Linked DNA regions of Mus musculus: region 2 is linked to region 1. Evidence: chromatin loops called from intact Hi-C (ENCODE). Cell type or tissue: left cerebral cortex. All regions are shown on one strand. Links, peaks and the distances in the headings refer to the core of each region. The heading gives the core; the rest is flanking DNA. Region 1 holds the start of 4930567J20Rik (RIKEN cDNA 4930567J20 gene). Region 2 has its middle 17 kb from the start of 8030451O07Rik.

Region 1 (15,603 bases), core at 3,862-11,861:
TCAAGTCTAATATGTCCTGTTAGAATAGTTTCTTTGCAGTGACTTCCTGATGTGTCCTTTGCAAGTTAGTCAACATAGGACCACTGAGGAAAACAAAGAGCAGCACCGCTTTCAAGTGAGAATTGACAGAAAATCCATTCTATGAAAGCATGAGATGAGCAAGTTTTTGACAGAAATTGACATGAAAAAGGGAAAAGGTAACACTTGGTATCTGCACTGAAGATATAGTGTAATATGTGTAGTTGAACCATGGAGGCACTAAAATTCCAGACATAGGCTAAATTTTACAAAAAAAAAAAAAAAAAAAAAAAACCAACCAACCAAACAAACAAAAACTAGTAAAGAGATCTATAAAAATGATATCAAGAAAGAGATCATGGAGCTGAATATTGTTGTCAATTATCACGTTCTCTTTTTTATCCATTTTTGAAATTACACAGCACTGAGAATCATTGCAACCTGCACAGGGTGGCTGTTTTGTCCTCCTTGCTTGATATTGCATATAACACCTTGTGCTTTAAAAAGTAAAACTGGAAAATTTATCACACTCACTTGTAAGAGGCTGATGACCATTAATATAATTGTCTTTTCAAAGACTATCTTTGAGTGGTAAAGACTAAGTTATGGTTGCCTGGGTAGGTGCACTTGTGTGCGTGTGTATATACATTAGTATATATGTATTTTTCTAGGTGTACGTGTTAAATAAGACTAGTTCACAAGCAGTTACTGGTTGTTAGTAACTTTAATACTATAATGAAGAGCTTATTTATCTATACTCATTAAGTTAAAAGATATAACCTATTTAGAATACTTTTCCATAAATTGCTGGGCCATGATACTTTCATGAACCATGCATCAACCTTTCTTTGTTTACAATATAACTTCTAAATGAAATTTCTATGAAATGGGAACAAGCAAATGTATTCCATGCAATTTTTTTCCACATAAGTCTCTTGCTCAAAGAAATTTGAGAGTGATTTTCTAAATAAAAGACATGTGTGACCATCAGTACTAAGGCGCTTTGGTCGTCAAATAAGAATGAAGAGGGTGAACACAGGAATTTGTATATAATCAATTTCTGAGAGTCATTTTTGAAGCAACATAAAGATCTGGGGGATTTATTTTGGTTCATTTTTATATGGTGTTATTCAAACAAATTTATTGAGTCACTCTAGACTCCAATAAGCAGGTAAATGGGAAAAGAAACATAAATAGGAAAAAGAAACTAGATTGATGATAGATGGATGATAGATAGATAAATGATAGATAGATAGACAGACAGACAGATTTTTAGATAAATAGATATGAACACAATAGAGTATAATTCTACCATGAATAAAAATGAAATCCTGTTATTCATGAATCACAAGAAAGAGACAGAACTGTTGGGAAAAAGACATTTAAAAGAAAAGAAAAGCAATTAAATTCGAGTAAAATTGCAGTTTAATAATTGTATTATTTCAGCAAAAGCAAATTTTTGGAGGCATATGGATGGTAGAAAGCTCAGGAGACAGCCCAGATCTGTACCTTTCTTGGATTCTTAATGCTCGCTGCATCTCCATCATCTTTACTTGTAAGTCGATTATCACCCCCTTCTAAACAGAACAGCAACTTGCTGAAATGGTATTTAAAACTTGATTTCTTTTTCTTCTAAAGAACAGTTAGTTTGCTTCAGTCCGCATAGGTTTACCTGCCATTCATCACCTTTGTCTTTATTGATTAAATGACTCTAGTGACTCTGTATTCAGTCCAACACCTCTCTTTCTAAAAGGTAGGACTTTGAGAAAAGATGTACTTTCTGAGACCAAATGGACCCAGGGCCACAGCTGACACTTTATTCAAAATCTATACTGATTGCAATAACTGGATCCATCATGTGGCCATCTCCATTGATTGCAGGGATAGCTGATGACTCAATTGACAGCCATTTTGTCTGGGAAAACCCAGAAAGATTAAAACCACCTACATCTAGAAACAAGAGAATAGAAGTGAAAAGGCAAAAACAGAGAAGAGAAAAGAAAAGAAAATCAGTAAAGGAAAAGAATAGTAGGTAATGAGTAAAATAATAACAGTATTATTATGAGTAAAATCTAAGCAGTATTTTTGCAGTTACTCAAACCCAAACTATGCCACAGGTACTGTAAAAGCAACCCCAGATACAGTAAGGTTAAATGATACTTCTGATATGCTGGGTTATAGAAAATAGAGTCGTAATGACAGGAATCCAAAAGCATAGAGTTGCAAGGATAATACTGAGTGAAACTTACTTTTTAATTTAATATTTTAATTTTTTTTATTCACTTTACATCCCTCTCACTGTGCCCCTCGCAGTCAACCCGTCCTACAACCCTTCCCCCATCCTTCCCTGTCCTTCTCCACCTAGGTGGGGGCCTCCCTGGATAGCCCTGTATCCCTGCACGTTGAGACTCTGAGAGACTAGGTGCTTCCTTTTCCACTAAGAACAGACATGACAGCCCTTCTAAAAGAACATATCCCATATGTAAACAACAGCCTTTGGAATAGCCCCTCCTCCAGTCCTTCCGGACCCATATGAAGACCAAACTGCATATCTGACAAATTATGAAAACAGAAATGTCTAAAAGTCTTGAAGAAAGTCATCCAAAAATATATTTATGTTTATATTTCTACTAAGTTACACCAGTGTCACCTAAAGCAATTTTTCTTTACCACCAAAATTTTAAAATCCAGAATTTGAATTTATAAAAAATGTAAATAAACATTTTATACTGTTGGTTATTTATTATTAATATTAAATTTATAAAATTAATTTCAGGAAAGCTTGGTGTATTTAATAAGATTAAGTTACCTAAAACAACTTTATTCAAAGAACTGTAAGCAGAAAGGAATATTTTTCAGAGTAGTGAGTTAAGCACAAAATAACTGTACCATTTTTAGTAATATTTCTGGTGTTAATGTCTGAAGTTACCAATTTTTAGTACACTGCTGCTTCTGAAATAGTGCATCCTTTACTTATTTTCTTATTACAAGGTTGCCACTGAGTTTTGATTGATTTATTTTCAAATAGATTTTAGCATTGAATTACAATGCATGATTAAGTAAATTTTTAGAGTAATTCAGGTGTGTCTGACAAAATTGTTTAATATGGGATCAGCTAGTTGCTAATATGGAATCCTCAGCCCTGAATTCAATATCTTGCTTGATCATGCAGAAGAGGGTAAGACTGTAATAGCCAATGCTTGTGTATGCTTTTAGGAAAGAGTATTTTCCAGACACAACAGGGGATAAGAAAATGTGAATTCACAGGCTGGGGCAGGATGCTCATGACCTGCAAAGTTCAAGCTGGACAAACTTTGCAGCACTAATGAAGATTTGTGGGCACAAATTTCCTCCTCCAATTGGAAAATAGTAGCTGTTGGGAGATGCAAAATCAGTTTTCTTCAGATGGGGGCACTGGGCATATTAAGCACATTCCAGGGCAGGCATCCTGCTCACAACATGGAATCCATCTTCTCTTTAGTCCCCTGTGTCACTCACTCTATGTATCTCTGTGTGCCTCTGTTTCTGTCTCTGTCTCTGACAGCTTTTCTGTTTCTGACTCTTTCTGTCTCTCTGTATGTCTCTATCTTTGTCTGTTTCCGTTTCTTTCTCTGCCTACCCACCCCTTCCTCTCTTCTCCTCTTTCTCTCTTGTCTTTAGACAGTCTTTAGACAGCTCAACATGGCCAGGAACTCACTCTGTAGACCTATCTGGCCTTGAATTCACAGGCATCCACCTGTGATCTGTTTCCCTAGAGCTGAAATTAAAGGCATAAAAGTCCAACCCCTTTCTTTCTTTCATGCTTTCACTTTTTTAAGAGTGAACAAAAATATTAAATATTGTTATTCTTAAAACAAACATGCACGTGTACATACTGAAAGTACACAAAATGCCTCTGAAATGCAATCTCTATGTAGTTATTCTCCTTATTTCATGTTTTAAAACTTTTTATTGGTACCCCGGTCCCACTCATCTTCCCATCTCACACCTGCCCTCTGTCCTTGCCTCCATCTCACCAAAAGAGAAAAAGGAAAAAGAAAACAAAGCAAACAAACAAACAAACAACAACAACAACAACAAAACTCTTGTTGAAACTGTAATGTGACACATTGTGTCCCAAAGTAGAGACTTTTGACCACACTTCTTTGCTTTCAAACGTTCATTACACTGAGTCATTGGTCTGGTTCAAGGCCTCTGTCTCCTGCTACATTTGCAATATGGGAACCTCAGGGGCTGTCTTTTGGATATCCCGTTGTTGCCTTGTGTCATAGAGATGCTGTCGTTTTGGATCTGTAGGACTGGCCCCTGCATGCACTCCAGCAGTTCATCAATGGGGTAGATGTTGGGATGAGCCAATTCAAAGCCCTGGAGCTCACTAGCTCTCCCACACTCACACTGCCAAGGCAAGCTCTCCTGCCCTGCCCAGGCTAGGTCATCCAGTGCTACAGACAGAAAGGAGCAGAGCCACCGCTCCTGTTCTCATGCCATCAGGATCATCTCTACTCTATGGCTCAGGCAAGGTACAAGGTCCCCTCACCCATGTGCTGCAGAAGGTGAGGGACAGGGACAGCTCTCCTGCTCTCACGACTCTGGGTCCATCTCTCTTTTCTGCCATAGGTGGCAGGGGGCACATGTCGAAGTGGGCATCTTGTTCTTCTCCTACTTCACTGCCCAGCAGACAAGATGCAGGGACAGCTTGCCCATGTTCATACCCTCGGGCTGGTTCACCAGCAATACTCACAAGCAAAGAGGAACAACTCTACTGTCCTTTCAGGGTCATGTGCCAGTTCTACCCAGCTGGTTAGGGACGAGATGAGCGCTCCTTCTCTTAACTCCTCAGGTCCAGCACTCCCACTATGTCCATGTGAGTAGCAGACCCAGTTCTGCGCAGATCACATATATCAACGTGTCCATAATCAACAGCCCAGACCAGGGACGTGTGCCTGGCCTTTGGTGGCAACTGCATGGCCACAGACCTAGACATGGTCCTTGGCCGCAGCACAGGCCAAGATTCCATCATGGTCGTAGGTGGGCATCACTACCCTGAAGTCTCAGTAACATCTTTCTCCATTGCGCCCACATCCTTCTGCTTCTCTTTCTCTTCGGTTTCTCCACCTTTTACTTGCACCTCTTTGTGGCGTCCTGGGGTCTCTGTCTGGGATCATCTCTGAAGTGGACTCAGGAATTCTATATCCCGCCCATACCTTATGACGACAGGCAGGGGTCATCTCAGGCATGGTCTGCCCCACCCCCAGCCCTGTGTGGTGCCACACTGGTGGTCATCTTAGGCTCGCTACTGGTCTGGGTCCCTGTGGCACCATCCTGGTGGTATTTCAGGTCTCCATGTGCGGGTCTTCTTTTGGGGGCTCACTCCCTCCTGGGGCCATGGTTTCAGGCAGGTTTCTTCTCTCTTTTGTTTAAGAGACAGAAAAAAATATGAAGTTGGAGATCAGTTTGTAGTAGGAGACCTGGAAAGAGATGGGGATTTAAAAAAACAATGTGAGGTAAAGACGATGTAGTATGAAATTCTAAAAGCATAATTTTTAAAAGGGAAAATATGTCTTGAGAACTTAATATAGGAATGTCCACTTTAATATATACAAAATTAAATCTCTACCTAACGTTATTGATATTTTGCTTCTCTTTCTCAAAATTTAATTCAAGAAGAATCTTTAATAAAAAATTATACCTTTAAAAATCTTCAATTAAATACAATCACTGATGGTTTGCAGATATCTTTGCATTCATTTGAAACTAACATCTTATACATTAATCATAGCAGCTGAAAGTTAGCTGAGCGGATATAAGCGCTTGTCCACACACCTAATGACTAAGTTTGCATCCAAGGTCTCAAATGGTCGATGGACAGAACTCACTCACGGTACTTGTTCTTTGAACTCCTCACCTGCGTCACGGCAATTCCAAGGGCATACACCCACACATGCACAAACCCACTACACACACACACACACACACAGAGGCACGGACTAAACTAATAAAATAATAAATAAAAATGTTAGAATGAGAAATTATTATATATAGCATTTTAAAAATTCATTTTAATTTGTCGCGTCCGATCTCGACCAGCAAGAACGACACGACCACCAGTCCTTCTAACAGCAGTTTATTCAGTCCTGATTCTTCTTGTTTATATCTCCCCCGAACCCTGGGCCTCTCACTCCTTTTATACTCTCATCCATGCACAGCAGGCCACGCCACCTCACCAGGCACGCAGCTTCAGCTAATCAGGGCAGCAGGGGCATATCTCCATCAAACTGGATTCACCGGTATCCTGGTGCACCTGCGCAGCTCTCAAGATGTTTGTGGCTTATATGAGAAAGTCAGGTGCAAGTCATACGACTTAGCTACAGTCCCTGGCGCCTTTGGGACTGCCACCACACTCACTCCTAACATTAATTAATGTTTATATACTATAAATAAACAATATCTTACCTTAAACTTTGAGGACAAATACTTTGAAAACATTTGTTTCTACTATAAATTATATGCTACCATAATTCAAAAATGAATTGTATTCTATTGAAAATAAGTATAAATGAAAATTTTATTTAAAAAGTATAATGTAACAACCTATATTTAATATATCATATGATCACTTGCCAACATAGAAACATTTCCTTATCTTTTATGTAACTTATTAATATGATATGTAATAAATATTTTAAACATTATTCATTTAAACAATTTTGTTACAAAAATTGTGTGGTAAATTCTGATGCCCGAGGACTCGGATTTGAGTCACATGTCCTGAGGTGTGTGATCACTACAATACTAATTAAAATAAAAGCAAGACATAATGTTACACTGTACTACCCAATTATAAAGCTTGTTATCAGAAATAGCGAATAGGTAAATATTTTTGCTATAATATGTACGTAACCATTTGCTCATATAGAAACACGAATGAAGTTTAAAATTATCAGCAGGTTATTTATGGTTTTCCTGGAGACATATAAATAGGGAGAGAGAGAAAGAGAGAAAGAGAGAGAGGGAAAGGGAGAGAGAGAGAGAGAGAGCAATATGCTACATTGTGTACCCGTATTTCCTTTAAATATCTCTACAGTTCAATTTTATTTGATACTTTATTTCGCTATAATTACTCTAAAAATTGTTTTCTTTTCCTTAATTTCTTTGAATAGAAATGACATTTTCCCTGTCTTTACTGAAGAAACTGACAAAGCAACACAAAACACCTTTCTGGACAATGTAAGGAAGCAAGCGGCTCACAGCCTCCACAAAGTAGGGCGTGCGCGCCCTCTCCTGGCCATTTATAGATTTCAGTCAGTTTGGATCTAAAAATATTCAATTGAGTCTTTTTTTTTTTTTTTTTCATTTTTTTTTATTAGGTATTTAGCTCATTTACATTTCCAATGCTATACCAAAAGTCCCCCTTACCCACCCACCCCCACTCCCCTACCCACCCACTCCCCCCCTTTGGCCCTGGCGTTCCCCTGTACCGGGGCACACAAAGTCTGCGTGTCCAATGGGCCTCTCTTTCCAGTGATGGCCGACTAGGCCATCTTTTGATACATATGCAGCTAGAGTCAAGAGCTCAGGGGTACTGGTTAGTTCATAATGTTGTTCCACCTATAGGGTTGAAGTTCCCTTTAGCTCCTTGGGTACTTTCTCTAGCTCCTCCATTGGGAGCCCTGTGATCCATCCATTAGCTGACTGTGAGCATCCACTTCTGTGTTTGCTAGGCCCCGGCATAGTCTCACAAGAGACAGCTACATCTGGGTCCTTTCAGTAAAATCTTGCTAGTGTATGCAATGGTGTCAGCATTTGGAAGCTGATTATGGGGTGGATCCCTGGATATGGCAGTCTCTGCATGGTCCATCCTTTCATCTCAGCTCCATACTTTGTTTCTGTAACTCCTTCCATAGTATTTGTAGTACATACATTATACAAATTTATTACACCACCTTACATGTTCAATACCATTCAGTTTATATATTTATACTTTTCACAGATCAGATTAGGAGCCGATGCAATATTCATAGGAATTTAAAATATATAAGCAATACTGGCTGTGGGCTGGATAGGAAGAATTTTGTGAAAGTAATTACCAATCACTTAGCCAGAAGCTATACATATACATCTTTAAATAAAGGAAAAGGAGCAAACATTTTTTCTCCAGTAGTACTGAATTATCTTTTGTTTGTTTGTTTTTACCATTTGTTCTTTTTAATCCCTTTAATTAATTTATTTATTCTCTTTACATCTAAATATCAGCCCCCTCTCCTCCCAGTCCTCCACACACAAGGTGGCTCTTTCCAAGCCCCGCTCCCCTTCTCCTCTGAGAATGGGGAGCCCCCTTCTGGATATCACCCCACCTTGACACATCAAGTTGATGCAGGACTAGGCACACTCTCTCCCTCTGAGGCAAGACAAGGCTATCCAGTTAGGGGAACAGGATCCACATTCCGGCAACAGATTCAGGGGCAGCCTCCTCTCTAGCTGTTCGGAACCCACATGGAGACCACGCCGCACATCTGCTATGTATGTGCAGGGGGCCTAGTTCCAGTCATGTTTTTTCTTTAGTGGTTCACTCTCTGGGAGCCCCCAAAGGTCCAGGTGAGTTGATTCTGTTGGTCTTCCTGTGGAATCCCTGTCCTCTGTTGTCCCTCAACCCTTTCCGAACTCTTCCACAGACTCTCTGAGCTCCATCTAATGTTTGCCCGTGAGTCTCTGTGTCTGTCTCCATCAAGTTTTGGGTGGATCCTGTCAAAGACTGTTATGCTGGGATCCTGTCTGCAAGCAAAACAGAGTATCATTCATGCTGTCATGGACTGGTTCTTGGCCATGGAATTGGTCTAAATTTGGGCCAGTCATTGGTTGGCCATTCCCTCTATCTCTACTCCATCTTTATCTCTGCACACTTTGTAGGCAGGACACATTTTGGGTCAAAGGCTTTGTGGGTGGTTTTCTTTCCTTATCCCATTATCCTCCACTGCTAAGAATCTCAGACTCATTCCTAATGACTCGGTGACCTACACGATCACTACCACCTCCTGTCCCCAGGTCTCTGACATGTCATGGAGATGCACTCCACCCCCACCCCAGTGCCAACTTTTGTTCTCTACCTCCTGCTCTCCCTATACCTGTCTCTCCCTACACCTGATCTCCCCATCCCGTTCCTCTTCCCATCCCCTCTTCATCCACTCTGATATTAATTTTCTATTCCCTTCTGAGGAAGATTCAAACATCATCCCCTTGGCCGTCCTTGTTATTTGCCTTCTTTGGGACATTGAATTGTAGTGTGTTTATCCTGGACTTTATAAATAATCTCCACTTATGTGTTCATACCGTACATATCCTCTTTGGTCTGAATAATATTTTCCAATTTCACCCATTTTTCTGCAAAATTCATCGTGTCCTTGTTTTTAATAGCTTATTAGTATACCATTGTGTTGATGAACCACACCTTCTTTTATCCATACTTCAGCTCGGGGATACCTGTGTAGTTTCCAGTTTTGGCTATTTACCCATAAAGCTGCTATGAACGCAGTGGAGGAAGTGTCTTTGTGGGATGGCGAAGCATTTTGGGGTATATATGCCCAGGAGTGGTATCACTTTGTGGGATGGCGAAGCATTTTGGGGTATATGTGCCCAGGAGTGGTATCACTTTGTGGGATGGCGAAGCATTTTGGGGTATATGTGCCCAGGAGTGGTATCACTTTGTGGGATGGCGAAGCATTTTGGGGTATATGTGCCCAGGAGTGGTATCACTTTGTGGGATGGCGAAGCATTTTGGGGTATATGTGCCCAGGAGTGGTATCACCGAGTCTTGATGTAAAACTATTCCCAATTTTCTGAGAAAGGAACAAATTGATTTCCTTGGTGCTTGTACAAGATTTTACTCCCTCCAGCAATGGAGAAGTGTTCCCTCTTGCTCCACATCGACACCGGTATGCGCTACCCCTTGAATTTTTATTTACATTTCAAATGTTATGCCCTTTCCTGGTTTCCACTCCAAAAAACTATCCCTTCCTCCCTCCCCCTGCTCACCAACCCACCCACTCCTGCTTCCTGGCCCTGGCATTCCCCTATACTGGGGCATAGAGCCTTCACAGGAACAACAAATTAAGTATTTTAAGTAGTAAGATGCATTCATTTCAAACTATTTTAATAAATACACATTTGTCAATATATTTGGTATCTCTAAATATTATACTTGATGGTATTATCTTCTACTCAATAGAAATTTTCTACATATTGCCTCTTGTGGTATTGAGCATGCATATATAATCTCTCTCATAAAGAGATCTTAACATATGTTGTGCAGCTGACAAATATTGTACAGCTAATTCTTGCCTTCTTCTATTCATCCTGATACCATGATTATTTGGGGGTCAGTTACTAAACATTGTGGCGTTGAAAGAACCACAGTGTTTCACAAGAGCACAGAATTGCCTGAAAGGGACATCTTTGCAGTGGTCTCCCTGGCAGGACAAGGAAAGAGATTTCAGAGTAACATTACAGAGGAAAATTATCTAGATAATTTCTTTGTTTCTCCTTCGTTAATTTTTATCCCAGTGCTGAAAAGATTCTCCCTGCCTATTGGATCTTTTCCAGTTTATTTTTCAAAGGGGATTTTCCCCATTAAATATTACACATATATAATCCTATTTTGAAATAAGCTGAATAAAAGATCCATAGTGGTGCACTACAGTTTCCTTGAGTAGAATTTTTAATTTTTTATATAACTCCTGTTGGGCAATATGAGCACTACATTGAAAATGTATTGGTAAAGCATTAAAAGAGTCTTGCGATTCTGAAAAAAAGTAGAGTTTGCTTGAGGAAGATAAAATTTTAAAACTTACGTTAAGGATTTAGAAAATATTCAGTTCTTACAGCAGTAAAATATTTGTCATGTTTTAATGATTTCTTAAATTGCTGTTTGCAAAATTCTGGGCTACATCCTCCAAATGATTGGAAGTCATTTTCAACCTAAAAAAGAAAAAAAAAAAATGTCGTGTAGAGGAGACACTAACATAAAACCGAGTTCAGAAAGAACCATTGACGCATGGTGGGAACGCATGGATGAAGAGAGTCAACTGTGACCAAGCAAAAGTGGATGAATGCCCTGAATCTCCAACCTCTGGGCTTGCAGCAGCTGATTTCCTACTACTGCCTCTCACTGTCTAATCAAAATAGAAAACTTAGTGAAGGTTAATTGCTAACATAGAATAAGGAGATGCTGTGAAGGGCAGCAGAAGCAGAGACCCTCCTGGAGATTGTCAATTTGCCAAATGATTTGTAAATTAGAGTCTTTCATTATCAAATGTGCTCGCCCTGTGTCCCTTAGCATGCTGTTTGGAAGCAGTTGCTCTTCAGCGTTTGCTCTGTGGGCACCGTCTCTAAAGTCACAGAAAACATGAAACCCTTCTGCAATTAAGAACTCTACATATATAATGTGCTTCGGAGAACTGTTTTTGAGAAAAAAAAATGGATAGGGGAAAATGACATGTGTGTATTCGGGAGGGAGCAGTGATACTGAAGGGTTGCTCAGGGAGGAAGAGGGGAAAACTTGAAAATGCCAATTAACAGCCTCTGTATTTGCACTTGCTACAAATAACACTACCCAAAAGATCAGCCAAAAATACAGTTACTTGTGGAATTTTGATTGCTGTTAGCCTGGCTCTGCCATCACCAATCCCATTACCACACAGATAGCATGGGCCAACTGCCCATTTGAATCTAGTCACTCCTGGTCTCTAACAGTCCAAACAGTGGTGCAATTAAGATAATGCTTTGCCTGCCATGGTGTCAGCTGCTCTCTAGCAAGGCATTTCTGGTGCTTTTGTTTTCACAGGAAAGCAATGCTGAAATAGAGAAGAAATTTATTTGAAGGACTATTAAGATAATAGAGATTATAATCCAGGATTCAAGCAAGGGTCTGGCTATACAGTTTTAGGTTTTACTCGTCTTGAATACATAGTTATTTGCATCTATATGTCTATCACCGATCGTCTGTCACCTACTCACATACAGAGAAAGGTGCTCATTACATCCACACATAGCTATCCTACCTTTCTGAAATTTAGTTTCTACAGTGAAAAATATGCGATCATTCCCTAATCAATCCCAACAAAGTTGCTCAGAGTAATGTCTTACTTCTGGAGGTGTATTTGTTTTGGGTTGTTGTCTGGAAATGAATTTTACAGAAAAGTATTGTTTATGAGAAACGGCCTACAGGGGTTAACAATCCTTGGTATTGCTTTCGATTTTTTTGAGGGAAGGGGATGTATCTAACCTTCTATCTGTGAAGTCTATCTATTCTTACCTTCATCTCTGCCAAGTGCTCCATTGAGCTCCTGCTTTACCCTCAGGCACTGCGACTGGACCCCCAAAATAGAGACAATAAGACAAAGTCTGTCACGGATGTCACAGTGTAGTTGGAGGGCACGAGAAGGGGCAAACAATAAACAACAGAGCAAGTATGTAAAGAATGGTTCCAGGAGTGGCAGTTGCCAAGAGGACCAAAAGGAAACTTTTAACAATAATTGGGAAACTGGGATATTTCTTATGTTAGCAAGCAAGCTTTCTTTCTAGTGCATATCATTTTTCAGTAGAAAAAAAAAGTGAAATAATCAGAATATAAATCATCTCAAGCCAGGGACTCTGTATTTTGCTTATCTCCAGTGCTGTCTTCTGCTCTTGAAACTTTTTATTTTTATTGTTCATGGGTTATTTTTACCTATTCCCTAAATAGTCCATCTCAGAGCTCTTACAATTTGAAAATTCTTCTCTCTATTGATAGGAAAAAATGTACTTCAAATATTCAATTTTTATTTACGTATTGAGATAAGCTTTTAGAAGGATCCTGGAATCCTTCAACATTTCTCAATAAATGGCTGCATTATTTAAGAGTTCTACATCCTTCTGTCTCTGTCTCCTTCCCCTCAAGCAAGTTATTTTCTGCTACCATGGCTTTCCCATACTGTCAGGAAGGTAGTGCTTATGGAAAATGTCCTTCAGGGGTTAATATTCCATGGTATTGCTATTTTCTGTTATTCCACACCAGGAGAACTGAAGGAACTAACGAGAGGTTGGCTGCAAAGACACAAAATGTTTCCCTTTTATTTTCTTTTGACAATTTTCCTATTTCCCCCTGATGTGCTTCTATAATGGCTGTTCCCCCACCCACACACCCACTCCTGCCTCCCCAACCTGGCATTCTCCTATAGGAGCATCGAACCTTCACAGCACCAAGGGCCTCTCCTCCCTTTGATACCTGGCAAAGCCATCCTCTGCTGCATATGCAGCTGGAAGCCATGGGGTCCTTCCATAGGTACTCTTTGGTCGGTGGTTTAGTTCCTGGGAGCTCTGGGGAGGTCTCTTTGATTGATATTGTTATTCTTCCTATGGGTTACAAACCCCTTCAGCTCTTTCTGTCCTTTCTCTAACTCCTCTCTTGAGGACCCCATTGGGAAACCTGTGCTCAGTCCAATGATTGGCTGTGAGCATCAGCCTCTATATTTGTCAGGCTCTGACAGAGCATCTCAGGAGACCACTGTATCAGGATCCTATCAGCAAGCCCTTCTTGGCATCCACAATAGTGTCTGAGTTTGGTGACTGTATATGGGATGGATCACAGGTGGGACAGTCTCTGGATGACCTTTCCTTCAGTCTTTGCTCCACACTTTGTCACCATATTTGCTCCCATGAGTATTTGTTCCTCTTTCTAAGAAAGACTGATGCACCCTCACGTCGATCCTTCCTCTTCTTGAACTTCATGTGATCTCTGAGTTGTATCTTGGGTATTCCGAGCTTTTGGGCTAATCAGTGAGTGCATACCATGTGTGTTCTTTTGTGATTGGGTTACCTCACTCAGGAAGATATTTTCTAGTTCCATCCATTTCCCTACGAATTTCATGACTTCATTGTTTTTAATAGCTGAGTAGTAATCCATTGTATAAATATACCACATTTTCTGTATCCATTCCTCTGTTGAGGGACATCTGGGTTCTTTCCAGCTCCCGGCTTTTATAAATGAGGCTGCTATGAACATAGTGAAGCATGTATCCTTATTATATGTTGGAGAATCTTTTGGGTATATGCCCAGGAGTGGAATAGCTGGGTCCTCAGGTAATATTATTTCCAGTTTTCTGAGGAACACCCAGACTGATTTCCAGAATGGTTGTACCAGCTTCCCATTTAAAAAGAAAAATACACATAATAAAACTTTCAAGAAATTTTCATGATCTTTTGCCTTTTCAAAGTTTGCCTTAATTTCTAAAATAGCCCATTCTTTATATTTTATTTGTGTTTATTTTATAACATGGAACCAAAGGCTAAGGATACACTTATTTTACTCACTTTTCTGAATCAAAGGAATTTTTAAGATTCACAAAAGACCATTTTATTCTCTTTAACATATTTCTTTTGTCGTGAGCAAAATTACATTGTTTTGTTGATACCTCTACCTAAAAATGATTTGCAAAAATGTTAACATATCCAAACTTAGAAACTCATTATAAAAATAAATTATCTGGAATAAACATAATTTCTTAAAATATTAGACTGTGAAATAAAGCAGTATATAAACCATATAATTTTATATACATTTTGCTTTCTCTCTAATATCACAATTTCAGAAGAAGGTATTTTTTTTTACTAATATGAAGAACTTTAAAGAGGATTTATTTTTGACTAAACTCAATGCAGACTTTTCTTTTCTCTGGGAAAACATAATTGACCCAATAAGAAAATGAGCAGTATGTGGTTTTCCACTGTGCATCAGTATAAAATTCAACAAAACTACAATTATGACTATATATATGTATATATATATATATATATATATATATATATATATAGTATGTATAACTGTTATACACATATATATATATATAATAAAATATAGCTATAAAATGCACATACATAAGCTTCTCTAACGTTATACAATATCTGTCCTACATAAATTGCTATTTACCTTTAAAATGTAGGTATACAAGGAATTACTGCTATAATTTTAAGACAAATTGGAGATAATTTAAGTGCATCACATTGTTTGTTATAATAGAATTTTAAAAAGAAATGATGTAACTTCCTGATATTTGAAAGCTGACCCAATGCGTGCTATTTTCTCCTCAGTGTTCCACATTCAGTTTGTCCCGTTTATTGCCGGGATGGTTTGGCATCATGTTTATAACTATTCTTTTGCTCTCTGCTTCCAATTTAGATACTGCCAATCAGAAATTATACGCAACTTAGAAGTGAAATGTGAAAAAGAAGTCATTATTCTCAGCAGGTAGCTAAGACTATGATCATTGCAATGACTTACAATTGCAATGACTTACAGCAATTGAGAGTGTCCTATGAAAATTACCTGCTCTTCTCCAGGAGGCAGCAGGGATGTTTCATAGCAGACGCTTTTCAGCTCTGGCTTTAGCTGTCTTTGCATTTATTCTTCAGCCTCACAATGACTGGAGATGCCTCTTAAATCTTACATTAACTGTCTCTGTACTGAGCACAGACTGACTTCTGCTTCCTCAGTCAAACTTTAAATAAAAACATTTTAAAGTAGTAAGTTCAGCATCACTCTGAATAATTCTAAAT
Region 2 (15,603 bases), core at 5,193-13,192, 970 kb before region 1:
ACATCTTTGTTGTTGCATTCTTTATTCTGTGTCTCTGTCGTACCCTACAGAATTGAGTTGTTACTGTGAAATGACTTTAAAAAAAAGAGGAAAACAGAACCCTATGGGTACTTTTCTTTTCTAAACAGGAACAATTTCATCACATAGATTTCATCATAATCATCAGGATAAAATAATGTGTAAAAAGTACTAAGACCAGGCATTAAACTGGAGAAAGACAACAGACACGGTACTGAGACCTTATGGGAGAGAAGCCCTGTGTCCAGCATTCAGAGATAAACAACCTCAAACAGAAACAGTACCATGGAAAGAGATTATACCAGGAGGGAGAGGAATCCAAACACTTCAAAGTTTTCTTGAGGAAATTATGATGTGTCTTTTCTCACTAATGGAAGAAGCAGATCTTCTAACTTAAAGTGCCTATTATATATAAAAACAGAGACAGGAAAATATAATAAAAGAAGTCAAAGCTTAAAGGAATTGAAATTGTGCTGTTTGGATTAAACACAATGAATCAACAGTAACTCGGCCTTCGCATGGAATATGGTATATATAGCAGAGGAATTAAGCTTTGGAGATGAAAATTAATTTCCAATTACTGATGTGTAAAAATTCCAGGAGACAAAAGAAACTTACGTGAAAGCTAACAACCGGAAGGGCCATAGCAAACAAATGGACAGTGTAGTTAAGGGACTCTAAGAACCCATTTCCAAGAGTTTTCACTGATCTGTACCTTTTTAACTGTGACATTTAATAAGAAAACACGAAACAATGCAACCTAACTTTATATGTTCCATGACTGAAAACTAACAGACTATCTAGAGTAACTTAATTGTGTAATAATATATGTGTAGGCTTATATTGTAACACTTCTTTTAAGAAGAGAAAACACTGAGGCATATTAAAAAAAAGTCCTTCAGTTTTAAAGAAAAGAAAAAAACAGAGAAAAGTCATTACAATATGACAATTAGCATGAACTCAAGCTATACCTTCGGTTCCAGGAAGGTAATTAAATTACTGTTTCATGTAAAGTCCCTCTGCCCCCATGTCTAGTAAATTCACTACATAACTGAGAAGTAATTCAATTTATACTGACATCTTTATAGAGCAATTAAGTCATTGTTTGACCTACATAAGCCAAGGAGAATGCTGCCTTGTCAGAGCTAGCATTTACACTGCAGGGAATTTAATCAAAATATCCCGAATTAGCCATGGTCGACAGGAGTCTATTCTCTGGTCTTTCTGATTGTTGATTGCCAGGCTACTGATTTGCTTCCTTTAGCATATACTAGTGAAGTCTAAACATGATGCTGTTGTTTAATTTACAAGAAAGTTAAAATCAAACCTATGTACTTTATTGGCAAAACTCAATTGCCCCAAAAGATCCGAAGATATTATGATTTTGACACTTGTGAAGCTTTAGAAGGTGTGATTGCAGTGGGACACATTTTCAGATCAAAGGCTTAGTATACACTTCACTTTTCAAGATGAAGCCATTGTCCTCAAAGCTCCTTGTTCTGTAGACTTGTCACTCTATGCGCCATCAATCATGATGGTGATTATGACACTGCTCTTTGCTTTTGGAGGCAGGTAGCTGGACCATTAAGGAGCCTGGATAGAGGATATGGAGAAGAGTGTGAAATGTAGGCTGCCTGGGGGGTCGGGGGGGGGGGAGAAGAATGGGAGGGCCCCAAGCTGATGCACTCACTGACAAATTGTGCAACTTGTCTGGACAAAAGAAAGAATGGAACTAAGTAGTTTTACTCAGTGGCCTCAGTTCCAACCAGGACATTTTGCTCAGAACTAAGACTCCGTGTGTGTGTTTGTGTGTGTGTATGTGTGTTTGTGAGTGAGTGTGTATGCTATTTCCACCTCTCTGATATTCTTGTAGTATTGAGTACAGTCTGTTGTCCAGGTATTTCTTAAAGAATTTAGATATAGCATTATTCTGTTAAAGCTTTTTGCAAAAATTAAACATTAGAAGATGAGCTATGGTTTATGAACCCATTGTAAGTTTTGTTTGTACACTACAATATTTTTCTTTTGTCATTTTTACTTACATGTCATATCTTTGGCTAAATATTAGGGTCCACAATCTACATGACTCATTTAAATGGATTAGAAGAATCCCCTATCTTTCACCCCCTCTGTGTGTGTGTGTGTGTGTGTGTGTGAGAGAGAGAGAGAGAGAGAGAGAGAGAGAGACAGAGAGACAGAGAGACAGAGAGACAGAGAGAGACAGAGAGACAGAGAGACAGAGAGACAGAGACAGAGAGAAATAGAGACAGACAGAAAAACAGACAGAAACATAGACAGACACACAGACATCAGACTGTGTATGATATAAAGAACCTATAATGATTTTTAATTCAGTGGTTGAAGTCCTTTGTCTTCTACATAAATACTTCTCAGCACTAGATATAAATTCAAACAAAGAAACTAAAATGAATGCATCATTATATATGCAGTTTAATATTACAGATGACACACTCACTGGATTTTTATTGAATCTAAAGAAAAGAATCTCATCATGTCTACATTTTTTAATGTACCCCCTCTGTAAAACAAGTGTTTTACTATTTGACAAAATTCTAAGGACTGGACCTATACACTTTACAATATTTCCACATCGAATGTTGCAAAGACATGAATCTATGAAGCTCAAATAAATGTTTGGCCAATGTTATGCTTTCAATTTTAAAATAGGTTTGATTTGGAGAGGTTGATCTGGCCAATAAAACACAAATTTCCACAAGCCTTCTGTGCTGAGTTTCTTTTCTTAACAGAGCCTGAAGTGGGCAGACTTCATGGCTCATAGCAGCATGCATGCAGTCAACACAAGAGCCTGAAAAATCGTCCAAAGCAGCCCTCATGTATTATTAAAGCCAGCCCAGCTTCCTGCACTGCTGAACAATGCTGAGTGTCCTCTACCAACAAATTCAATCCGCAGGCTGTCTGAATGTTCGCCAAGGCTCTGCATTGCCTGCACATGGCAGATATAATTGGTAAAATGAATGAAGAATTTCCTATTCTTACTAGGCAGTAGTCCAGATAGGAGATAAGAATAACTTCAATAGCTGAGCTAGCATGTGAAAAGGGCTCTGCTTTTCATATAACACTTATTGTGAAGATGCAAATTTCCCCTCAACCAGCAAGGCTCTCTGTGGCTGTTCACACACATTCCTTTAACTGTTAAGAGTTTGTGTCTTCAGTGGCTTATTTTTTGAGTTTTTTTTTCAAATTCCATTTGAGATAGTCTAATAACCTCTTGGAATTTTCCAATCATATAGATGGACAAATATTTACAAAATATCATTAGTGCTATATTATTTACACACGCAAAATGATATATAAAAAAACTTAGATTCAGTGCTCACTGGAATGATGCCCAGCTTAATGAAAGTTAATACAGTTATTGCCTTGAAATGTTTTAAGTGTGGAATGTTCCCTCTAAAGGATGTGTAAAATTTTATAAATCATCTCTGGCTAAGAGGTATGTAATTTTTTTTTTTAGAACTTCAAACGTGAGAAATTGTATGAAAATTACTCCTCTTCTCTTTCAACCTCTTGTGTCTCCTACCAAATTAATAATTCCTTCTTTAAATATTATTACATGTTAGCCATAATGATACATCAAACACACACACACACACACACACACACACATACACACACGTGAGTCTATTTCGTGTCACTGTTAGGTACATGTGTTCAGGATTCCCACTTGGAATAGATAAGGCAACCTCTGGGCCAACTCATCCCTACAGGAAGCTGTTGGTCTTTTCTCAGAAACCATTAATTTATACATGATTAATTGATGAGTGTAGCACTTAATACTCTTCCAAAGTCTTCCTTTTGCCAAAGGTGGAGACTATTCCAGAGATACAAAACTGGTCAGAATAAGTGACTGTGGAGTGGCCAACACCAAGTGACACATTTCCAAAAACAAGTTTGACATCTAGGCCTGACAAGAACCCAAGGAGTTGAAGGAGTTTGCAGCCCAGTAGGAGGAACTTCAAACGTGAACAAAACAGTACCCCCAGAACTCCCTGGGACTAAACAACCTACCAAAGAAAACACATGGTGGAACTCATGGCTGCAGCTCCATATGTAGCAGAGGATGGTCTAGTTGGTCATCAATAAGGTATGAAGGCTCTATTCCCAAGTACAGGAGAATGCCAGGGCCAGGAAGCAGGAGTGGGTGGGTTGATGAGCAGGGAGAGGAGGGAAGCAATGGGGGGTGTTTCGGAGGGGAAACTAGGAAAGGGGATAACATTTGAAATGTAAATAAAATTATGTAATAATAATAATAAAAGAAGCATAAAGTTTATAACAGCCAGATACTCTGGATGTTTGCTGCCAGAGATTGTCTGCTGGGTAAGGTATGCAGCCATTTTAGAAAGAATTTTACTGATGTGGTCATATACATCCAGGTGTAATCTTGGTTTAATATATATTGTGTTATATATGCCACTGCATGTGACACAGTCTAAAATAATCACCCCCTGTCCTGCACGTGACTTTCTGTCCAAAGTGTGCTAGGATATGAGTTTCCTTCTAGAATTGGCCAATTCAGTCAGACAGAATGATCACTGGCTATGATACATGATTACAATATCTTTGCATACCCAGAATACCAAAGTTAAAACCTGACAGTGTTTAATCATGCCCACATAGATTATCCACGTAATTGAAAATAAAATAACGGTCACACGAATGTCGCTCACACGAGCTGTCAGAAAAGGCCTATATTCTCTTTACTCAATGATATGTTTTACTTATAACTTTAAACCCTCTCTCATCATTTTTTTTATCGCTCTCACCTTACATATGTATATGAAATGTTTGCAACACAAGGAGCACAAATATGATATGCTATATATCATATTTTAAAACTAAAGATGAAAAAATATGACATTGTAGAAAGTGCACTAGAAAAGGGGAGAAAACTTGTTAATAAAGAAAGGAATGCATGGAGAAATATTGTCAAGACATGATATAGGCTATGTGGAAATTTCTAGTGATACTCCTTAATTTAAAACATTTGTATATTTGAATAATTATTATAACATTGATTCTCTAATTATATAGCTTTAAGAGGGGTTTATGTTATGATTATCAGAAGGCTACCATCTAACTTGCCTTCCCTATTCCCAATATTCATAGAATTTTACTCGACATCATTCTCACACAAAGCTTAAAAATATTTATATATGATTCTTGTGTAGGCTTTTTAAAAAATATACCCATTAAGAAATATTCAAGTATATAATATCTATTATCATTTTACATAGTACTATGTATTTTTCTAGTGTAAAATATAGAAATAAATCTATACTTTAATTAGCTTAGTTATTTTTCCTTATGAGTTGATTCTAATTAATTCCTACTACCAGAAATTAATGGAATCACTTCATTTAATAACTTTTCCAGTTGAAGTACAAAGAAAGAAATGATCAGGTATATATTTCAATTGAGCATACCAATGGGGTGAATTTACCAATAGTAGTCCTTGGTAAAATTATACATGAAGTTTTCATATGTAACACATTATTTTATTTTCCAACTATGGGTATATCTTCTTATCCTCACACAGATAACTGATAACAATAGCAGTTTCCTATAGTCTTGTCAAAGAATTTGTGATCCAAGTTAAAATTCTGTAAGTCTAAGAATTCAAAATTGTTAATACTGTATATCCCCTTTCTATTATATGGTAATGTCAATTTTCTTTTTTGGATCACCTTTCTTTTTCTTTTTCTTTTTTTCTTTTTTTAAATTGTGTCTACTTCCCTTTATAGGTCTTTTTTTAAAATTAGGTATTTATTTCATTTACATTTCCAATGCTATCCCAAAAGTCCCCCCCCCACTCCCCTACCCACCCATTCCCATTTTTTGGCCCTGGCGTTCCCCTGTACTGGGGCATATAAAGTTTGCCTGACCAATGGGCCTCTCTTTCCAGTGATGGCCGACTAGGCCATCTTTTGATACATATGCAGCTAGAGTCAAGAGCTCCGGGGTACTGGTTAGTTCATAATGTTGTTCCACCTATAGGATTGCAGATCCCTTTAGCTCCTTGGGTACTTTCTCTAGCTCCTCCATTGGGGGCGCTGTGATTTGGATGACCTTTCTTAGTCTAAAGACACGCTCAGTATTCCTTCGCTATCTACAAGAGCCTTTTTATATAACCCAGCTCCCATTCTTGAGTCCGTTGTCTTTCTTGTTTCCCTTTATTCATCACACAGAGGCTTATTTCAACATAAGTGATGCCATCATTACAGAATTGCCTATGTCCTTGCGCCATTTACTAATAACCCAACTTCCATCAATTCATTTTACGTTCCTAGAATATTTCCTAGTGTCCATCACTCTCATCCATTCAACATCTTCTTGATTATGACCCTAGAAAACAAAACAAAACAAATGATCTCTTTGGTATTTTCAGCCAACTTTTCAGTTGTACCATGGCAATCTCCCTTGCCGAAGAGCCTCTTTCCATTCCACTGATCCGACAATGTTCTCATGTCCTGGTATTTTTTTCTTCGTCAGATTTGACCTCCTTTAAATAGATCTGAACCTATGGTTAGCAATCATGGTTCTTAAATCTTTACCTCTAGGTCGGCCAACTGTTGCATTGTTTACATTCTGATCTGAAGACTTAAATATGATATAGAGAGCACCAAGCTTTAAATATGGTAAAAATTTCAGTTATATATGTAATACAAAATTACTATTAATACATAATGATTATTTGGCGTTTTCTATATGATAGAAGTTAGTAACAATCATAGTAGGTATTATTACTATACTAGGAAATAGCTCTGTGAAGAATCCCATTCATACCTTTTATTGCCAAAGAAATTAATAGGAAAAATGTGCAAATGAGTGAATGTTTGGGATTCTAAGGAATGACTGAATCTTAACTTTTAGGAAGAGATTATCTCCTGTAAGTAAAATGCAATTAAATGTGGTTTGTGTGATTATTGGCTAGCTAGACTCAGAGCGCCATCTGGTGGTAAGAAAGTAGAAGTGTATGAGGAAATAAGGAGCTTGTATTGAAGTAAAATTGTGGAACAACACTTGTGTTCTCCCTTGCCTAGAATGATTACCGTCAGAGTTATTCAAATGTAATGTGGCAACGCCTGAGACTCTATTCTCACACTACTTTGGGTGTTATAGAAGAAGAAGGGAAATGTTTTGGATACTGAGTGAGCCGTATGGAAAAGTTAGTAAATATTGGAAAACTTGCATTTTTCCATTCAAGTCACACAAGGGCTAGTTAGAGATATCTCTGGCCTCTGTGACTGGGTGGAATTCTCCCAGGCAGCGCCAAGCTGCAGCGTTTCAGTTCCCAAGCGAACCATGCCATAGCACTCTGTTGTAGAGGGCAAGATCAAAAAATCTCAAAAACGTCTCAATGGCTATTGCGGCTTTGCTCAGATTGTGAGATTCTTACCATTCTATTCCACTGTGCAAACTGTGTTACCTGGTTAAGCTCAAACAAGGAGAGAAGTTGCCTCACAATGAGATATGTCACATGAGGACATATCCTAAATATAGCATTAGTATGTATCTAAGTCAAGAAATGGAAAGTGATTAAAAAAAATCAATTCATGATAATGAGTGAAAATTAAGACTATAGAGAACTCGAAAGCCATGTCAATGACTCCTGTGTTTTTTATGGGACAAAGAAAGCAGGTGGTTGATACTAATAACTACACTGATCAGGAATTTAGTTCAGGGGTGTAAAGATCACTTCAAAATAATTTGTATGGTGGTTCACAGGCTGAAGGGAACAAAGGAAGCAGTTTGGCAACAGCTATGAGACCCATTAAAAATTTCAAGAAATTCACTTTAAAAGCAGGTCCTCATTCCAGACGGCAGGCAGTCTTAAAGAAAACAGAAGCAGGTGCCTACGTATGTAAGCCACAGACTTTGTTTCTTGAAGCATTAGCCAAGATAAAATAAAGGACTCTGTCATTATTTCAACAATTACAAATGTTTAATGTCTAACAAGTTTTCACTCCTTTATATTCCACATGGGGCAAGTTGAACTAGTTTATGGATAAGTCCCATTTAAAATCAAGCTGAAAGGAGAGATTTTATGGAGTGGTGACTATTTTCAGGAGACCTGGACAATGGCAAAATGGTGGAAAAAATAGGGAAGAGCCCGTTAGGAGGAAGAAGAGAAACAGTTAGAGAGAGAATAAGGGGATAAGAACATAATGGTGTAAGCATGATAATGGTACATTGCACACATGCAAGAAACAGACATGACATCTTAATAAAAGGGGATACAAGAACAAAATAGCTAAGGTATAACCGAAATTCCACAGATAATAAATCTCCATTTGAAATTTATTTGTGGCTGAGAACCACATGAGGGGAAGCCAATAGCTGATAGATGGCTTGCAAGTTAGTTTATATCTTTACCTCTACTGCTTTGTTTCAATGAATCTGTTGCTTCTTGATTCAGAGTACTTTGTTTTGTTTTGTTTTATTTTGTTTTGTTTTGTTTTGTTTTGAGACAGGTTTCTCTGTGTATCCCTGGCTGTCCTCAAACTCATTCTGTAGACCAGGCTGACCTCGAACTCAGAAGTCTGCCTGCCTCTGCCTCCTGAGTGCTGGGATTAAAGGCGTGCGCCACTACGCCCAGCTTGATTAAGAGTACTTTTAAAGGACTAACCTAAAGGAAATACACAACATTTAGGACAGTGCCACTAATGAGGTAAAAGCTATTTCATAATAAGAGTGAAAATAGCTTTATGAAGATGTAAGATAAAAAATACTTGATCAAAGAAGAGAAAAATTATTAGTAGAAATCTCCTAGACCACAATGGACTTGGTAAAAGGGCAATATGCTGTCCATAATGCTTACTAGACATTAGCTATTTGTATATTTTTATCTTGATGACTCTCACAATATCCACAGAACAAGCAAGCAGGAATGTTCTTGATCCCATTGGGAAGGCACCTCTTTCAATTCCCCCACTGTTCACTTAATAAATCAAAGTGCTATAAAGAGTTCGCGATGGCACCCAACAGCATTATAATTTGGTTTAATTTAATTTCCGTTCAATGTGTCCCAGGCCTGTGTTATTCTTGCGAAACAGAATGTTAACTAAAGTTAAAGAATTCAAATAAAAGACACGATTCTCTTGAGTAGGGAATATTTATTGAGGAAAATTAATATAAATCTTCATTGTCCTTAGGGATTCCTCTAGGTAAAATACTGTAAATTACTTTCCTGAGAAAGACAAATACTTATTGCAGATGTGATGGAAATTCGCGTTCTGGCCACAAGGTGGCAGAATAAGCTAGGAACTCCTTAAACCTTTTCAAAAAATCCCAAGTCTTTCAGTGATCCAGGTTTATCATATTTCAATGAAAAAATGCCGAGACAATTGTATCCTGTGCCTCCGTTAATCTGTACGAAAAGCGACTACAAAAGAATCGGCAGTGGAAACAACAGAGATAACTGGATGCTCTTTCCGACCCCTCGCAGAGAAATCTCAACCCCACTTCAGCTTCTACCATTTCCCTTGAGCAAACAGAGGTCCACTCGCCCTGTTCCTGAGATAAAAGGAAAAATCCTGCATAGGGGCCTCTAAAAGACTGTGCCTTAAATGCATCTTGAAAACAGTGCTGGCCTGGAGAACTAATCGTCTTCTATCCTTCTCCTGTGCGACAGTCATACGAAATAGCCTGTCCTCTCCTCTCGGTATATAACATGAAGTGACCTTACTATAATGCAAACACATTAGCATAACCGTCCATGTGGTCACATATACAAAATTAACAGAAAATTGCATCACCTACAGCATTATAATTTTCTTCACTTGTGGATAGGATAAAAAAAAAAAATCTTAACACTAGGCTTGTTTTAAAATCACCGCCTGCCCTTTAGTAACTTTGTGAAACTGTGACTATAGAATACAAGTGCAACTTTCACGAAATGAAGTGGAAAGTCGAGCCTTGGTCATGTGTTCTGCAAAAGGCCTCCATTTTTACTCAAAGCCACCCCCGCCTTTTATATCTTTCCAAGATCATGGAATGGATTTTATAGCATCTGTAGAGCTGGAAAATTCCTGTTCACTCCTCAGAAGATGACTCAGTCATTATCTCTCTAATCCACCTCATTCCCTGAAGGGTAATGTTGGGTTTGGTTTGCTTGTTTGTTCCTGCTATAGCTCCCCCCGCCCCCCGCCACCGATTATAAAGTTCCAGCTGCCTGGGTCTCTGAGAGTGTTTGAGGGGAGACAGTCCACTTTGTCACCTTATAATCTCAGCTTCCGTTGGAGAAGTCTGAGCTGAAAGAGGTCCTCAGGAAACCCTTTGCTAGTGGGCCAGAGACAAGAACATATGAATTTTAATACTGCTTGTATGATAGTGGTACTATGCTGCATCATGCCTGTTTTGAGATTATACGTATATTAAAAGATTAACATGCTATTAGTGTCCAATTGGAGCGATTCATTCTCGTCTGAAAATGTGAAAATATTGAAATTTTGCTTGAATGTTAGAGCATTGGCTTTCTAATCTTCATATCGTCTGAAAACCGTGCCTCTGAGGAGTCACAGTAGTGAAATTAGAACGCACGTACTATTTGATTCATATGTATTTGTTCTCTGTGTATTCCCTTAAGACTTGAAGAATAAAATCTACAAGTAAATGTATAGATGTTAGTGGTGGTGTGTCAAGTGTGTTATAGAATCAAATAGAGAACACTATGTGATTTTTTTCATGAACATAGCGATATGACCTATTTGAGAAGTGGATATGAAAATTATTCAGACTTTAAATCGCAGGCTGAGCTGGATTACTGTTAGATTATACAAAAACTGACACTACCATACAATATACATTCACAAATAAGTTAGCACATGGTAATATGATTCTAATTTTTTTCATTCTCATAAAAATACACACAAGAATTCATACTAAGATAATTAAAAGATGAGCCCTGATGTTCTCAGGCAAAATATTTACCAAGAAAACTTTAGAAGGGAGGAAAAAGTTTTAGCATTCATTTAGAACGGAGAGACTCCAGTGCCCAGGGAACTGGTGGTTTCATCGGTCCATTGGTACGCTCAGGGGTATGTGATTTGAAAAACTTATTTGTAAAATGCTTAATAGAGCATTAAACTTTCCAGTCTTACAAAGATTGGCAAAATAATTTTAAATGGCAATAGTTGCCTGTACAAAAATTAATATTCATAAAGAGATAAGCCTAAAGGGAAAACGAGATCATTATGGTCTTAGAGAAAAATAAATATGTATTCATTTTTTTCTGTATTTCTGACTCAGGGCATAAGAGTGATTGTGTGTGTGTGTGTGTGTGTGTGTGTGTGTGTGTGTGTGTGTACTATATACCACCATTTGAGAGCATTTCTATAACATACGTGAAAATGTATTTAATAAACATGAACTGTAGCCGAGTGTGGTGGCACATGCCTTTAATCCCAGCACTTGGGAGGCAGAGGCAGGTGGATTTCTGAGTTCGAGGCCAGCCAGGGCTACACAGAGAAACCCTGTCTTAAGAAACAAACAAACAAACAAACAAACAAAACAAAACAAAAAACAAAAAACAAAACACCCCCCCAAAACCAAACAAACAAAAACACAAAAAGAACCAACCAACCAAACAAAAAAGAACCCCTCAAAAAACAAAACAAAACAAAAAACCAACCCCCCCCCCATAAACTGCATTCTTCTTCACTATACTTTCCAAATTCTAGTTAGAAAACATAGGTTATTTCCACTACACTATAAATACATATATTTACAGAATGTTAAATGAGCTTCTCTTTAACTTTTAGGAAGAACTAGTTTGAATGTATCCAGGAACAAGTAGAATTGACAGGTCAAATTCCATATGAAATGAAATGCTATCGGGAAGGTGGAAATAAGAATGGTTGTATTCATAACACGTGTGCCTACATTCACTAATATGAGAAACTTTCTGTATTGTGCACGGCAAGCACAATGTCTAAGTCACAATGTTCACACTCCTCTAGATTGTTTAAATGTGAAACAGCAGTTGCCTAGATAAAACTAAAGTTCCTTAACAATTTTCATTGGATATTTTATTTATTTACATTTCAAATGTTATCCCTTTTCCCAATTTCCCTGGCCCCAGAAACCTCCTATTCCACCCCTCCTCCTCCTGCTTCTATGAGGGTGTGCACACACCCACTCCTGCCTCCCCACCCTCAAATTCCTAGACACTGGGGCATCAAGCCTTCACATGTCCAAGGGCCTCTTCTCCCATTGATGACCGACAAGGCCATCCTCTGCTATTGATGCTGTTGGAGCATGGGTCTCTCCATGTGTACTCTTTGGTTGGTGGATTAGTCCCTGGTAGCTTTGAGGGGTTGCAAACCCCTTCAGCTCCTTTCTCTAGCTCTTCCATTGGGTACCTTGCGATCAGTTCAATGGTTGACTTCGAGCATTTGCCTCTGTATTTGTCAGGCTCTGGCAGAGACTCTCAGGAGACAGCTATATCAGGCTCCTGTCAGCAAGCACTTCTTGGCATCCACAATAGTGTCTGCGCCTTCACGATTTTTATAAAGTAAATAAAATACTGCAATCACTTCATTATCATTTAAGGCAGAGCTATACTTTCTTGAAATAACATATGCCTATTTGTTTTTATCTTCCATATCAGCCTGAGTGGTTTCAAAAAACAAGGAACATGCTACTCAGAGCTTGCCTTTAAGTAGATTTTAGTACTAAACTTTTAACTGACCTGAAGTTTGTTCTTTTAGTAACACATAATTAGCACATTCAAGTACAGCTTTGATATTAGCGTTAAAAGAGTGGAAGAAAGGGGGGAAGAAGAGATGTAGAGAGAGGTTTCAGAGTCGTGTTTACTTGATATCTGGCAACTTGTGAGACACAGAGAAGCATATGTTCACACAGAGAGAAATTCCATGGACACACAAAACTGGAATTGATAATATAACATTGTATACCTGTAAGGTGGGTGGGTGGGTGGGTGGGGGGCAACCAAGCATTATGAGTTAAAGAATCTCTCAAATTACTACCCAGATAGCTTTGTGTTGGCCATTTACTCCCAGGTATGAGGTCTGCCCTTAAAGAGTGGTTTGCATACCCAATGAGATTCCATTCCGGAAATCAAATGCTACATTTGCAAGTGGTTATCAACTGGGAATGTTTCTGGATCAGGCATGGGGTTCTTGTCCTCTTCTTCTCTCAGGGCTTCAGCTTCATGTGGTCCAGACCCGTCAGGCTCTGTGCTCCGTACTTTAGTCTATGTGAGTTCCTACAGTGAAACCTTTATTTAAAATTGATAATCTTGTGTGTTCAGCATCTTTTTCAGAATGGCATGCTTATTTCAAGGCTTTTATTCTCCAAATTTCTATAAGAAATATGGCACTAATAACAAAATTGCCCCCAGATTTTCAGCAATTCATTTCAAAGTAATTTCACAGATAATTTATTCAAGTGCATCCATTCAAATTCAATTCCTAGAGCCAATGACAAATGTTAGAAACTTAACCAGGGTGGGCTAAGTCAGCCTCCTCAAAGGTGTAACTTATGAAAGGGAAAGAATTTTAAAGATTTGATTCTGGTTTCATTAAGTTAAAAATAAAAGGAATGTCTTAAATGAATTTCTCTAGAAGAATGACTAGTCCGGAACAACCCTAAACAGAAAGGAAATGATAAACTGAATCCAACTCAACAACAGTCACAGTTTCTAACACTAGGGATGTGTTCCTTGCTCTGTACAAGTGAGTAATTAGAGTCACTGTGTCATACATTGGGGACATTGTTGCTCATCTTATAGGAAGAGTTGTTAGGTTCACAAATAACACAACTGAATGCATTCCATGGTGCTTAAGGATCACATTGCATGGTGCTTACCGAAGAACAAATATTGAAATACTATAGTGTTTAGTAGGGTTATGTTGTCTGAATGGGGGCATATGATTATCACATTTTACAAAGTAGGAAAATGTCTAGAATGAAACAATAGCCAAACATCTAGACTATTGACATCCAACAATAAACAGATGGGTTTCAGCTTTGAGTCTATGGCTTTGTGATGCGAAGTCCTACAACCTATGCCAAGTATGCCAAGGGATTGCTTTCCAAGTCCACCGATCTGGAAACATGAGTGCTTTTTCTTTTGACTTTAAACATTTTTAATATAATCTTTTTGTCATTGTTACTCTAAATAAAAGTAAACCATTTAGAAGATATTACATATATATATATATATATATATATATATATATATATATATATATAATATCTATGAATTCTGTTGTTAAAAAAATAAACGAAAGGACATCTTCTTGCCGGGACTGTGGGTTCTGACTGCTCTTGCAAGAGTGAAATCATCACCTCTGAGCCACAGGAGGCTCTGTGCGGGGTTTATGTGAAATCTAATGGTAATTATCTGAAGAAATAAGCAGCATGGCTGGCTGGGAGTATGTTCCCAAACCAATTTGAATAGATATTACATTATTTAATTTAACTCAAATAAATCCATTCAGTATGAAGTAAATTTTTCCATCAGGTAAAATGAAATCAATAGCTCATTTTCTTTTTTTGTTTTAATCACCTGCCTATAGTTAAATATAAGATTACATTTTCAACAAATTTTAGAAAGTTCTTGATTATATCTAAAGGAGCCATTCTGCTGAAAGCATCGTGAAACAGGTTTTATAATTTGATTCAGGATTTTATTTTATTTCATTTTATTTTCATTTTGCCTTTAACTTGATTGACCCCAAACAATTCAGTGAAATTTAGCAAAATTATTAGCAATAGTTACAGACATGTTATCATTCTCAAACTAAATTGTTGAAACGAGGATTGACAGATTGTATTTAAATGAGTGTGAGCTTCGTTAGACAATTAAATACATATTTAAATCAGAGTTGTACTAATATGCTCATGTGGAAAGTTAAGGCATCTTCCTTTTAATAACTGACTCATTAAAAAAAAAAACCCTAAGTATCTAACACCATGTAAAAAGAAAATAAAACAACAAAAAAATGAACTATTATGGCAACATGTCACTGTGATGTCTAACTAATATCTTGATCTTTGTAATGAATTTTCTGTGATAAAACTTCACAGAAGTTTGCTTTGCTTATTTTTAGAGGAGTAGAAAAAACTTCTCTCTACTGAGAATCTTCTACTGCTTTAACATGAGGCAGAGATTAGTCGTTATTTGTTCTATGAAATATTTCAATTTCTTCAGCAGGAAATGTCTGTGCAAATAAACTAGGTTGAATAGTTCATGATTACAAAACCTTTTACAGGTGAACACAATTCAGTTCAATAAAATTTCTGCTCATCTCTGACTTCTCCCTTTATTCTTTTTTAAATGTTTATTTTTTATTATCTCAATTTAAGTGTATCTGTATGTCTGTGTAAGTTACATCCTGTGTGTGCAGGTACCACACTGGCCTCCAGGGAGTATCAGAAGCTCACAGGCTGTAATTACAGGTGACTATAAGGCACGCTGAGACCAAAGTGGGGTGGGGTGGGGTGTGTAAACTTGGGTTTTTTAGAAGGGTGGTGTCTTAGATAGGATTTTCCTGCTGTGAACAGACACCATGACCAAGG

The links. Hi-C counts contacts between places; a loop is a spot of excess contacts. Peaks named below come from ENCODE experiments on the same cell type or tissue, not always from the same donor. Only the 100,000 strongest peaks of a DNase experiment are listed, where the experiment ranks them.
Region 2: a loop joins it to region 1, with 13 times the contacts of the local background. A loop is called at or near these places in 21 of 42 quality-filtered maps.

Annotation. Positions count from the first base shown.
Region 1 is chr16:71,239,387-71,254,989 of GRCm38, reverse strand. 4930567J20Rik (RIKEN cDNA 4930567J20 gene) reads right to left here and starts at 5,086. Exons shown (of 3, transcript NR_040576.1): 1 at 4,760-5,086. In left cerebral cortex, for the core only: a CTCF peak has its summit at 7,289 (motif pointing left); a DNase peak (open chromatin) is centred at 7,293.
Region 2 is chr16:72,209,625-72,225,227 of GRCm38, reverse strand. It overlaps a transcript of Robo1 not described here. Among named protein-coding and RNA genes, the nearest start is that of 8030451O07Rik, 17 kb to the left of the region's middle. In left cerebral cortex, for the core only: CTCF peaks have their summits at 7,022 (motif pointing left) and 9,301 (motif pointing right); DNase peaks (open chromatin) are centred at 7,014 and 9,314; H3K4me3 peaks cover 287 bases.